Linked DNA regions of Homo sapiens: region 1 is linked to region 2. The links are chromatin contacts, found by Hi-C in ENCODE. All regions are on one chromosome and are shown on one strand. Each heading gives the region's core, a stretch centred on a gene start or an enhancer-like site at or near the end of the contact. The rest is flanking DNA. Distances are from core to core; before and after follow the strand shown.

Region 1 (6,595 bases), core at 2,404-4,903, 5.4 Mb after region 2:
TGTTGCCCATGACTTCTCCATTCTGTTCTGTTAGACTTACAGAACGGATATAACGAAACCATTTGACATGATGGAAATGTTCTAAAACTGGGTTGCCGTGATGGCTGCACAACTCTTTAAAATGACTAGAAATCACTGATTTGCAGACTTACAATGGGTGTTATAAGTAAATTATCACTCACTCCTGCAAGGCAGAAAGATCACTTGAGGTTAGGAGTTCAAGACCAGCCTGGTCAACAGGGCGAAACCTTGTCTCTACAAAAATTACAAAACTTTGCCGGATGTGATGGTGCACACCCGTAGTCCCAGCTACTCAGGAGGTTCAGGTGGAAGAATCGCTTGAGCCACGGAGGTTGAGGCTGTAGTGAGCCATGAGCATGCCACTGCACTCCAGCCTGGGTGACAGAGAAAGACCCTGTCTCCAAACAAAAGGATATATATATAACCAGAAAAGGCACAAAGAGTGGACAGTCTAGTTAGAAAAACAAGTTTATCAAAAAACCAAAGACACCCAACACATACTGATAATACATCTAAAATATAGATCTCTCCTGCTGCCCCTGAACCTCCACACAGCCTAGGCCACCTTCTTCCCTTAACAGATTCCTTAAGACCATCTCACCTTTCATTCTGCTCTATTGCTGCTCCAAAAAGAAAAAAAAGACCTCATTCTCAATCACCTTAACAATTCCACCTGCAGAACTAAAAATATCTGACGTACATGGTAATAGTGAAAAGGTGACAGGTGATTTTTTAATTCTCCTTGTCCAAAAGAAGTGGAGAAGAAGGAATCCTTCTAACTGATTCCCTAAGCCAGACCCCTGCTTCCGTACAGCCTTTATAATTGGAATTATGGTCATTCCCATACACGGCTTATCAACATTTTAACACTCCCCTCTCCTCTCTCCAATCCCTTCAGCAGCATCTTTCATATCCTACGAATTTAATAAGTGTTCTTCAGACGAATGGCAGTATTTTCCCAATCACATCAGCAATATCAATTCTACCCTCAAAGGGCAAATATAGTTCTCTATCATACTGGCCTACCACTAAGTCATAGGTGGTTTCCTTGGTTGACTGGTAGATGAAGGTGACAGTGATGAGAATGATCAAAAACTGCAAAATAACCACCGGCTAGCCAACTAGCTAGAATTGTTAAAATACATAACACCAGCTCAGAGCAATAAAATACAATTTCTGTGCCACGAAACAAATTATTCTAAAAATCACAAATATTGCCTATTACCCAGCATCCAAAACACAAGTTTTCTACTGCCATCAATCTATACCAAGTCTGATTAAAACTACACAAGATAGAAAATGTCAAGTTCATACTCAAACTTTTGAGGTACAAAAAAAATACAAGAGGGCCAAGAAAAAAACATGGCAGTAACCAGTATCACAAAGGGATTAACCAACAGTTAACACACAAGACAGGATAGGATGAAAACCTGTCAAACTCACTTCTCCACATAAAACCTGTTCATAATGTAGGAAAACCAAAACGTTATTTGCATTCCAACCAACGATGACTTCTGAATAGATCTAAAACACCAAAATATTGACAATAACCAAAATGAAACCAACTGTGGCCAGCTAAGAGTGTCATGAATGCACACAGTTTTCAGTCCTCACACCTGTTAAATCTGTATTCAAATTCTATTAAATGACATCAGAAAATTACTCGAAGACCCTTAAAGTAGACGCCTTTCCCTGTTCCTGAATAGACTCTAAAATATTTTCACTGTAAATAATTCAGTAGTTTTAACTAAGTTTCAACAGTCATCTGCGGCTCTGAAAAAACTTTAAACATACATACATACCTTTTTTAAAAGTCAACACCTTCCATGTGCTTCCGAAAAATTGATGAGTAAGGTTTTTTAAAATACATGTTAAAAGCTGAAATGCACTTCATTATGAGATAATCATTCCCAGCGATAAATCAGACATAAACTTTTGAATTTGGTTTACGTTTCTCTTCACCAGTAATGTTCTCAAGTTCTTAGGAGTTTCCTAATCATTTACTTGAACACCATCTACGGTAACACTCAAAGCAAAACCACAATAAAGAGGTTTGGCCTCTGAGGGCTTCTACATGTAAAAAACATTACTCATAAATAATATACAATCACTACTGCTTTAAATAACAAATACATTTCTAAAAACTTTCATGCCATTTGATGGAATTCCCTATTTTAGACAGCAAAACAAAATCTATGAAACTACTGATGCGTGTTTTTTACTTTAGATATATTCCATGATAATACAAAACACCGACAAAAATTTCTTAAAACAACGTATGGAGTAATATTTTTAGTTTTTGATTATTTTTATTCAAAGGTATCATCATTTAAAGAGTGCAATTCACAGAAACAATAATTAGGCCAATTAATCTCAGAGTTAGATTATTTTAGGTTGCCCAATAATCCTATTTAATCCCAAGTATAAATAAACCAATGAAACCTTAACATGACATATTCATCTAATCAAAGAACAATATCCAGTTGGAACTGTGAAGTACTACTACACAGTCACACTGAAATGTCACCAATTCAAAAATAAGTACCTGATAAAATGAGACTTTTGGCAATCAACTGTAATGTTCTAAAGGATCCACCAAAAACTCATTCTTGTCTCACACACACACCCAATGCCTGTTCATTAAATGACACCAAGAACAGTTTAACTTCAAACTCTAACGCCAATGAAACAAATTCAGACATAAATTAAAAGATGACCAAAAGACTACATGAGTCTTGACATTTTATCCAAGTATTTATGAATGTTAAATCTAAAGTAGTTAACTCGTTTTAACATCACATGCAGTTTACGACCTTCATCAAAATGAAAAGGAATTCTTTCAACATTCTTTTCATCATCACAGAGCTTTAAACACAAACTTCCACAGTCACTGCTCATTTCACCATTTTACAAAATCGTCCCCCATCACCACCCCACATAAGCTAGTCAAAGAAAAAAAAAACTGACAGCTCAGTCTCCCACAAAATGCACTTACTTTATCAAATACCGACATTTATTTTCAAGTGCAAGAAAGTAACAGACATTTGCAGCTCAAGACAGGAAAAGCACAGCCAGCCTTACTACCCCCACTAAATTTCTCAGACAAGAGAAAAGTAACTCGGGACAGGCAAATTAAAACCATTCTACACATGGCAAAAATATAAAACATCTATGTCCTACAATCCATAGCGATAGTACTGCTTCCTCTCTTCCCCAGCCAATACCAATAAGCCAATAGACACAAGTGTCAAATAAATCCAGTGTCCGTTTGAAATAAAATGAAAACCTGGAAAAATTCCCTCCCATAAATCATTTAGCGAACACAAGGCTTTTCACCCAACACTTAATACACTCAACCCAAAAACACACACAACCCACCCGCAAATACAAAAAAAGCCGTAATCAACAAGTTGGAAAAAGGGCAGAAAGTAAGGCTCACTACCCTCTCACTTAAAAAAAAAAAAAAAAAGTCCTTTAACAAAAGGTAACACAGATCTTCAAGTACCTGGTGGAGGTGCCTTTCCTCACATCGCAGATGCTGCATTTAAAGGCTTCAGCACTGTTTCTGAAGGTGCAGACGCTACAATCCCAAAACCCTTCGTCTGCGGCAGGTTTCGCTTGTCTTTTTGGCCTTCCGAGGAGTGGAGAGTGGGGGAAAAGGGAGGGAAGAGGCAGGGAGCAGGAAAACGGGGGAGAGACAGCAAAACACAGACGCGGGTGAGCCGTCGTAATTTCGCAGGAATCCAGTGCTGGAAACTTCGCTCGGGAGACCACCCACCCACCCTTTCCGGGGACTGGAAGAGAGAGCGAGGAAGGGAACCGGGCGCCCCCACTGGCACCCTGCAAGCCCCGGGCCCGGGCCGGATAGCCTCGCACACCAGGCGGTGGCGGCGGCGCCCCGGGAAGGGCCGCGGCGGGCGCAGGAAGCGGGCGGACTTGTGGACTTGAGCGTGGGGCTGGGGGGGCCGGGAGGGGAGCCGCGGGCCGGATCTGGAGGGGGCGCGCAGGGGCAGCCCGAGGCCGGCGACGGGGAGTGGGCCGGCTCCTTCCCTCTCCACTCCCAAGCTCGCGCCCTCCCTCCCTCCCCACCTGGTTAAATCCATCACAGTCTCCGGACGAGACTAGTCCCCGCCAGCGCCGCCTCCGCCGAGTGACTGACGAGGGGCGGGGCCTGGCGCCGCGCGTCACGCGCCGTGCGGCCAATGGGAGGGCGGCGGCCGGCGCCGCGAGGGCGGAGGCGGGGCGCGGGGGAAGGCGGGGCGTGGCGGACGTGGGCCGGGCGGTCGGTGTGCGTGCCCGGGAGTGTGTGCGCGCTGGGGGCGCGCGTGCCTGTCGGTGGCCCCGCGGCCCGGCGCGGCGGAGCGTGCAAGCCCGGCGGGGCGCACGTGGCCGCGCCCGGGAGCTGGCAACTGGCTTCGGGCCCCGCACGGCGCCCCGTGAGGCTGTTGCCGGGACCCCGGCCCCGAAGCCGCCCCGGGGAAGTAGTTCCACGCAGTTTGCGCGCGCCGCGGGAGCTTGCAACAGCCTCACCGCTCGCAGCGCCTCGAGGCTTGCAGTGCCCAGGGGCCGACAAGGTCCACCTTTGGACCGCGTTCCCCCGCGCCCCTCTGTTCCTCTGCCATGCGGAGCTTTGTATTTGCCTCTTCTGAAGTCCCTGCGTCCGGCCGAGACGCTGGCCCGAAGCCCCACTCCCTGTCAGGCCCCTGTCGCGGGAGGGAACAGTAGAGAAAGGGCGTGGCATAACTAAATGCCCCCAGGCCAGACTCTGAGCTTCTGCTGGCGGACTCCTCCTGGGATCCTCCTCTCCCCTAGAGTCTAAATAGGGCGTTTCCTTAGGGAAGTTGCTATTCAAATTCTGGCGACCACATGCCCGCATTAAAACCTCGTGCCTCAGCTCCTTCATCTCCAAAATGGGGCTCATCCTCCCAGGGTTGTTTTGAATATTCGGAGAAATCAGGCATGGAAGGTTCGCTGATGGATGCCTGGTATTCACGAAGGACCAAAACAAGATATTGGGTATTAGGAGCTATTATAACTGGGCCTGAATTGTGCACCATTTCCCCCGCGTTCGATTTTTGAAGTCGAGGAACAGGGTAGTGCCCTTCACTTTCTGCCCTGCTCCAAAAACGCTTGCCAAATTGACTTGAACGTGACTCAGGACCCTCTGTCCTCAGGCAGGGAGATCTGGTAGGAGGACGACCCCAGATGATAAAAGACACAGACGCGGCTGTGCTGAAGCCCCAGGTTAGGGGAGGGACGGAGTCTTAGAATGCTGCTAGGAGTTGGGGCCCGGGGGTGGGGGGATTGGAGTTAAGACAGACCCTCAGCCAGGTTTATATGCAAATATAAAATAGGTTGTTATCAGGACTGCCCCATGGAAGGGAAGCATATCAGGGCTTGCCACCAGGGAAGCTCACTGAGACTGAGCACCCAGGGAGCAGAAATTCCTAGAGATCAGTCCAGGGATCAGAAGGGAGAGAATAAAAGAGAGAATGAATGTGTCAACAATAAGTTTGATCAGCACGCAGTGTCCTCTCCAGGCAGGCGCACCCAGGAGGGCCAGGAGAAGCAACACTGTTTAGCAAGGGTCAGCAACCTCTCAAGGCCTCAATGCCACAGCTGCCTCCTTAGGGGAGGGATGAAAGAAGGAAGAGGAAGAGAGAGGGATAGCGTTCTAGGGGTAAAAGGGCCGTAGAAAGCCAAAGGGTACGTACACAAGCCATGGCCCAGTGCAGCTGCGCCATGGAGCAGCCTTGGCCTCTGGTGTCTCCCTGGCATGCTCCCAGGACTCTGCCCCTGGCATGAAGGTCGTGACAGAAACGGGGCACTAAGAAATCCTCACTGGAAGAGTGGCCTCCGGGGAGGTAGCTGGGAGCCATAGTAGTGGAAAGGAGACTTTGTTATTATTCTATACATAGAATAAAATACACAAATTTTCACACTGCAGCTTAGTGCATACATCTACACCCCTCTTTCCACCATTAGAACAATAAAACATTTTATCCTCCCAATGAGTCATCCCTCACTTAGGTAACCACAATTCCGACTTCTGTCACCAAAGATTAGTTTTGCCTGTTCTTTAAGGTCATATGCAGGGGTCATATGGTCTGTACTCTTGTGTCTGGCTGGCACCTTTCGCTCAGCATATTTGTGATATCCATCCACGTTGTTGCCTACATCAATAGTTCATTTTTGTTTGCTTAAGTGTGTAGAATTCCATTGCAAATACACTGTAATTTATCCATAGGAGGTTGACTGTTTTAGTATGTCGTTTTGTATCTTTGTCTTGTGTTATCTTTTCAAAAAAGAAAAAGTTTTTAAAAATGTGTTTAAGAAGGGCCAGGCACGGTGGCTCACACCTGTAATCCCAGCAGTTTGGGAGGCCGAGTGGGTGGATCACCTGAGGTCAGGAGTTCGAGACCAGCCTGGCCAACATGGTGAAACCCTGTCTCTACTAAAAATAAAAAAAAAATAGCCGGGCGTGGTGATGGGCGCCTGTAATCCCAGCTACTCGGTAGGCTGAGGCAGGAGAATTGTTGGAACCAGGGAGACGGAGGTTGCAGTGAGCCAAGAT
Region 2 (6,064 bases), core at 2,441-4,940:
TTCGAAATCCTTAATATTAATTGTTGGAAATACTTATTTTATGCTAACTAGGGGTTGCCCTTAGTTCTCATTTTCTAGTTGATTTTCATGGGAATAAGTTTTATTTTCACAGATAAACCATAAGATCCTTGAGATTAGGAATCTCATATCTCTACATCCATCTAATCTTTATCTATCTATCTATCTATCTATCTATCTATCTATCTATCTATCTAGTTTTGTATAGGAAACATTGATTCAGACAGTGCCTTCTTAGAATGCAGGTTGTGGGAGGAGGCAATCAATATTTCTGAGGAACTGAATATTACTGCCACTAGCTTCAAAGTCTTTTTTTCATGTATATGCTAAATTCCAAATACTTAAAAATTAATGCACATTAATATCCTCCAGTATGATCAAATTCAGTGATTCATGAAATGCAATCTTCTAGTTATTACCATGTTGAATCCTCATATAACCTCAAAGGGAATAAAAAACTAAAAATACAACAAAGCCCAGTGGTGCCCAATCAGTAAACCTAATGTTAGTATCTATTTAGAGTTTTGTATTTAAAGAAACTAAATCATGGGCAATATATAAAGTTTTAGAAATTTTAAAAAACTTTGTGTATCTGATGTCATATTAAATTTATATTGAATAATCACTTTTGTTGTTTCATTTATCTAGCCAATGCAGAAGTTTTAAGCAAGAAAAAAAAGTCACATTGAAAATATCAAGAAGGTTGTAGCTGTAGGCTGAGAAGTATAAATATATAAGGATGTCAGTTGCTAAAAGGTATGAGTTTCAAGTATTCTGTCTTTACTTTCATTTTATATAGCTCTGGTCAATTTCACAGCCCCAACCAGTACTGAACAGGGAAATTGGAAAACTGCAGAATTGATTTGCAGAAGTGAAGTTCTATTTTCTTTTACACCTTCTTCATCAGAGTTGCTATCATTCTTGTGTTGTGTGGTATTATTGAGAGTAGCCTGGGTATAGCTGATAATTGCTAAAAGTCATTCTCTTGAAATGAAAGCAGAAAAAAACAAGGAGCCTTCAATTTCTCATTTTCCAAATTTGATGCTTTCATAATCCTTCATTTTTGCTAGAATTTAAACGTAAAAACTTTTCTTCTCTCAAGCAACCATGATTATAGCAATTCTCTTTGCTTGTGATTCCTAGGTAAAAAAAAATATTAAAATAATAAAGCTCTAAGTGTCTAATTTGAACTAAATATAGGACCTTCAAATATTCTGGTTCAGTTTTTCAGTTTCCATCCTTAATTGATTTTACTTTAAACTTTAAATATAGGAGTAAATTGCAATATAGTACTTAATACCTTAAGATGAAAACTGGTTTACTTTTGCTGCTCTTTCCAGATGTGCAGTAGATTCAGGAGGTTTTTACTAAAATTCAAATTAGAGGTGTTTGAAAACAAAGCTGTAACCTTTGGCTATTTAGTATCAATCCTGAAAAGGAATCTCCCCAGTATTCTTACAGATCATTGAGAAAGAATTGTTGTGGTACAACTGACTGAATTTCGAGATCCTCCTACATATTCTGTGTTTTTTAAAAATGCATTTTAGTGATGATTAAATCTTTACTATGTAATGCCATCTGCCCAGTAGAATGGAGTCCATTTACAGTGTCATATAAATGGCAACTTTTTACCTATAATTTTTTTTCTATTTATTTTTAGATTGGCTTTTGTTCTTTGTATTCTGCTGCATCTCCAATTTATAAATCTTTGTGGGTCAAAGAATCAGAACACTGTCTTCTCACTAATCAAACAATATTGTCAAGTCTGTTTGTTACTAAGTTGAGAATTGAATTTTTAAAAAATTGGCCAAGTTTCTTAAGGCTTAAATAGATAGATGGCTACAAAACAACAACAAAGCACAAACAAAACTCCTCTATTTTAACAGATTTGAAAAGGTTGCCAGATAAAATACAGAACACCCAATTAAATTTAAATTTCAGATAAACAACAAATGATATTTCAGTTTAAATATTTCTCAAATAATGCATGCCCTGTATTTTTATTTGCAATATCGTCAGATGTTGTCAAACCCTAAGGATTAACGCCATTTTTTTCCTCAATACTAACCATATTGTCATAAAGTGCTACCATTTTAATAAATTAGAAAGCAACATCATAAAAACGAAAAAATAAAGTTATGAGTAACCAAAATTAAGTCAATTTCATCTATCCAGAAACGTGCATACAGGACATTCACAAAGAAGAAATTATAAGTGCATATGTATATGCAGAAACCCCAGTCATGAGGAAACACCACTTCCTGTTAACTTGCATGGGATTATAGTATTTTAAGTTCTAAATTTCTCAGCAGACCTAGAAGACAGAACTGAATTGTTTTTCATAATTATTTCTCTTTCTCAATCACAATTTAAATTCCAAGATCCTTTCTTTATCAAGAAGTTCAACGGTTTGATCTTTTCAGTGCTAGAAAAGTTATGCACACGGGCTAACTATATGTCTACTAGAAATTCTTCCCATTCGCTGATACTTCCTTACATTTTAACATCTAGAAATAGCATTCCCAATGTTAGCTCATTTGCACCTTACATTTATTTTTAAAATATGAAACATCTATAATGTGCCAGGCACCCCGTTAGATGTTAGAAACACAAGATGAGTAAATAAAAATTCGTCAACAGTAAAATTTTGATTTTCTTTCCAAAAGGTTGCAGCCTATGAAATCCATGGAGTACGGATTACTATTACTTCACGTTACAGATGAAGGATCTAAGCGCTCAGGGGTTGAAAGGTCTTATGTCAGTTCTCACATATAGTGACTAAAGAGCCAGGGCTTCAGTAATCATCCCTGGCTCCGGGCTCAGGGCATTCCGGTATTTTTTCAAAGGAAATTCCGGAATACTTAGTATTGTATCCCCTCCATTTCCCAAGAGCAAAAAGTAAAGCATCTTGGATCCCCTTGTAATGTTCACGTGAGGAACAGGTGTTCTCTGGGTGTGCTAGAAAAGCAAGGCACCAGTGGGAGTTGAAGATCCTAAGCAGCCGCTGTAACCAGACCAAGTTAATCTGTGGAAACCAGAGCACCCGGCCAAGGCGATGCTATTTCAATTGGGTGTCATAGGTGACTCATCAGAGACGCCTTGCTTTTGGGCCTTGTGATATTTTTCTTCAGGGTGGGACGTCAGATTTCCTTTGCATTTTTGGACAACAGCCCTCCTGTCCATTTCCACATTTTTCTGGTTTTACAGCTCTCACGCAGAGCTTGATTTCATACCGGAAGCTAGTCACTGGCAGGAAGTTTACGGAAGAAGAAAAAGGTAAAAAAATGTGCCGGGGGCCAGGAGAGAGGCCTAAAATGGGGAAATTCGCACTTGAAGAGCTTTCCCTACCCCAGCCCCTCAGAATGACAGTTCTCCTCCGCCAGAAGACTACCTCTCCCGGCAGGCACTGCGCGCTCGACGGCCACAGGCTGGCCAGCTCCCTGCTCTCCACCTCCATCCGAATCAGCCAATAGGAATTCCCGGCTTGGGCCTCCGCCCGACCCGGACCACGCGGGAGCCGGGGCAATCAAACTACATTTCCCGACACGCATGTGCTCGCGTCGTGGCCAATCAGCGCCAGGAATTCGGAGGCTAGGGGTGGAGCCAGATGCACAGGACACCCCATTGGCCAGGGGAAGCTTAGAAGAGCCGGAACCCGGGAGCTAGAGAAGCGAAATGACATTTCCTTTTTAAATAGCTGGAGTCGGGGCCCCATCGAGAAATGGCCGCGTCGGCAGGTGGGTCGTGTGGTGGCCAGGGCGGCGTGGAGGGAGGTGAGGGGGAAGGTGGGCCGGGGCCGGCCACAGGCAGTGGGATGAGGACGTAGCGGTGCGGAGCTAGAGGGAAGGATGAAGCGGTGGAGGGGAATGAGAAGAGGGAGGATGAATGGTGCGGAGGGCGGTGGGCGGTCCGGCGGGACCGGGATGGGGAGGCTGGGTACCCGCCGGCGCTGCGCCCCAGGAGGCAGCGGGAGGCGGCTTGAGGGGGCACCGGCGGCCGCCGTTGTTCGAGCTTCCCTCGTGAGGCTCTGCCCTCGGCTCTCGGCGGAGTCCGCGCAGACGCCTCTCCTGGGCTGCGAGCGCGTTTCCTCCGCGAGCACGGGTGCCGGGCTCGCCGGGCTCCGCAGGAGCAGGCTGGCCTTTGAACTTGTTCCGCCGATCGCGCTCCGCCCTCTGTCTCCCAGATCCTTAACTCGCGGTCCCACGAGGTCGTGCGTATATCCACAGACATTTGTATATATCTTGTAGGGGGAAAAAGCCTAGCAAGCAGACACACAAACAGAAAAATCCCGCGATGCCGTAACTGGCTCGGCACTTCTTGTAGTTGTACGATTTTTCTCCTCCTAGATTTAAGTAAGTCTTCCCCAACACCGAATGGGATTCCATCTTCAGACCCAGCCAGCGATGCCATGGACCCCTTCCATGCTTGCAGTATTCTTAAGCAACTCAAAACAATGTACGATGAAGGACAGTTGACAGACATTGTAGTGGAAGTGGATCACGGGAAAACATTTTCCTGTCATAGAAACGTTCTTGCTGCAATCAGCCCTTACTTCAGGTATGATGATGGTAGGAACTTCTGTTGGTATCTGCACCAAGCTCCCTTTCCCCCTCAGTATTGTCCACTTGATGTTTATATTGAGATGCGATAATGAAATGAAACCAATGACTTTGTTTCTTGAGACTAGAAAACAAGTCCTCTCTTAACTAAGACCTTCTTTTGACTTGAGGGATTCTTCTAGATTTCGGGTGATTGCTTTTTAAGTTAGTGGGCCTGTGTGTGTGTGTTTGAGGTAAATGACCAGAAAATCTAGACTTGTGCTGGTCAGTATGGAAGCCAGTAGCCATGTGTGGCTGTTTAAACTTAAATTATAAGTTAAATAAAATAAAACATTTAGTTCCCCAGGTACACTAAATACTTTTTGAGTGCTTGCTGGTCACCTGCAGCTAGTGGCTGCCATATTGGGCAGCACAGAAATACAGCATTTTCATCATTGACAATTTTATTGGACAGTGCTGATCTAGAATTTCTTTCAAAAAGTTATCCATAATGCATGTTTCTTTAGTGTATGGGACTCTTTTATAAAATAGTTTAAAACATGTAGCATGTTCCTTCAAAAACAAATTACCACTCAATAGATTGTTTAAATGCTATGGGGGTCAAAGCAAGAATGAATATAGTTTCTTTGTGCCTAAGGCCCCAAATTAATAATATCCAAGATTTCTAGAAGTATGTTAAACGAAGTTTTTGTTTTTACTTATATTGTCTACTATAAAACTTTTAAAAGTAAAATTTAAAAACTTGGGTCTGAAAAATAACTTCCTACTTTAAGATGAGTGGAAAAGGCAGTTTTCTGCATGGGCTTAACTTCTTTTGTGTCAAATGCTCACTTTAAGCCTTTCAGTATTCACAAGTGGTGCATAAATAATAGTAAAGTTATCAACCACACTCTGAATGTGATTTTTCCTTTTGAAGGTGCTTACCTTTATAGGGCACATAACCATATAATGTTCCAACAGTAGTTTCTGGTTCCTCTTTCTCAGAATACTGGGTTAAATATAGTCACTTCAGTCTGATGCTTGTGATGTAACCGTTTAGACTTGCCTAGGGTAGGTCATTGGACTACTAAGTATTAATCATCGCAAGACAGTGAGCTGGAAAGAAAAAAAAACTCACATATGCAGAAGGTATGAAGTTTGGCCTGGTAATGGAAACTTCTAGTGAGATTCACTTACCCAGATTATCTATTAGATATGGTTAGGTCATTTGTATGTTTAAATATATGTCACAGTTACTACTTATCAAGCTCTAGGCTAAGCTTACTTTACATGTATTGCCTTATATAATCTTTATAATCCTATCTCTGCATAGTTGTTGTTCCATTTTACTTATGAAGAAGCTGAGGCTCAGTGAGATTGAGTTTTAATAACCTGCCTAAATCATCTATCCAACAAGTAAATGGCAGAGGCTACATTTGATTACAGAGCCAGGCTTCTTAGTAGCCATATGACTCTTAAGGAACAAGAGTTGGTACAGTTTCCTTTAA

The links. Hi-C counts contacts between places; a loop is a spot of excess contacts on that map. Pooled maps may share reads with other maps.
Region 1: a map of CD4-positive, alpha-beta T cell shows a loop between it and region 2 (12-fold over the local background). The contact joins the promoter of RYBP here to the promoter of KBTBD8 in region 2. A Hi-C loop is called at or near these places in 2 of 168 maps with a recorded cell type or tissue (CD4-positive, alpha-beta T cell and naive thymus-derived CD4-positive, alpha-beta T cell) and 4 of 50 pooled maps.

Annotation. Positions count from the first base shown.
Region 1 is chr3:72,442,970-72,449,564 of GRCh38, forward strand. RYBP (RING1 and YY1 binding protein) reads right to left here and starts at 3,654. Exons shown (of 4, transcript NM_012234.7): 1 at 3,527-3,654. The coding sequence starts at 3,654. RefSeq lists silencers at 3,971-4,030, 4,091-4,500.
Region 2 is chr3:66,994,617-67,000,680 of GRCh38, forward strand. It overlaps KBTBD8 (kelch repeat and BTB domain containing 8), which reads left to right and starts at 3,691. Exons shown (of 4, transcript NM_032505.3): 1 at 3,691-3,755; 2 at 4,365-4,575. The coding sequence starts at 3,740. RefSeq lists enhancers at 3,349-3,448, 5,412-5,511 and a silencer at 3,789-4,108.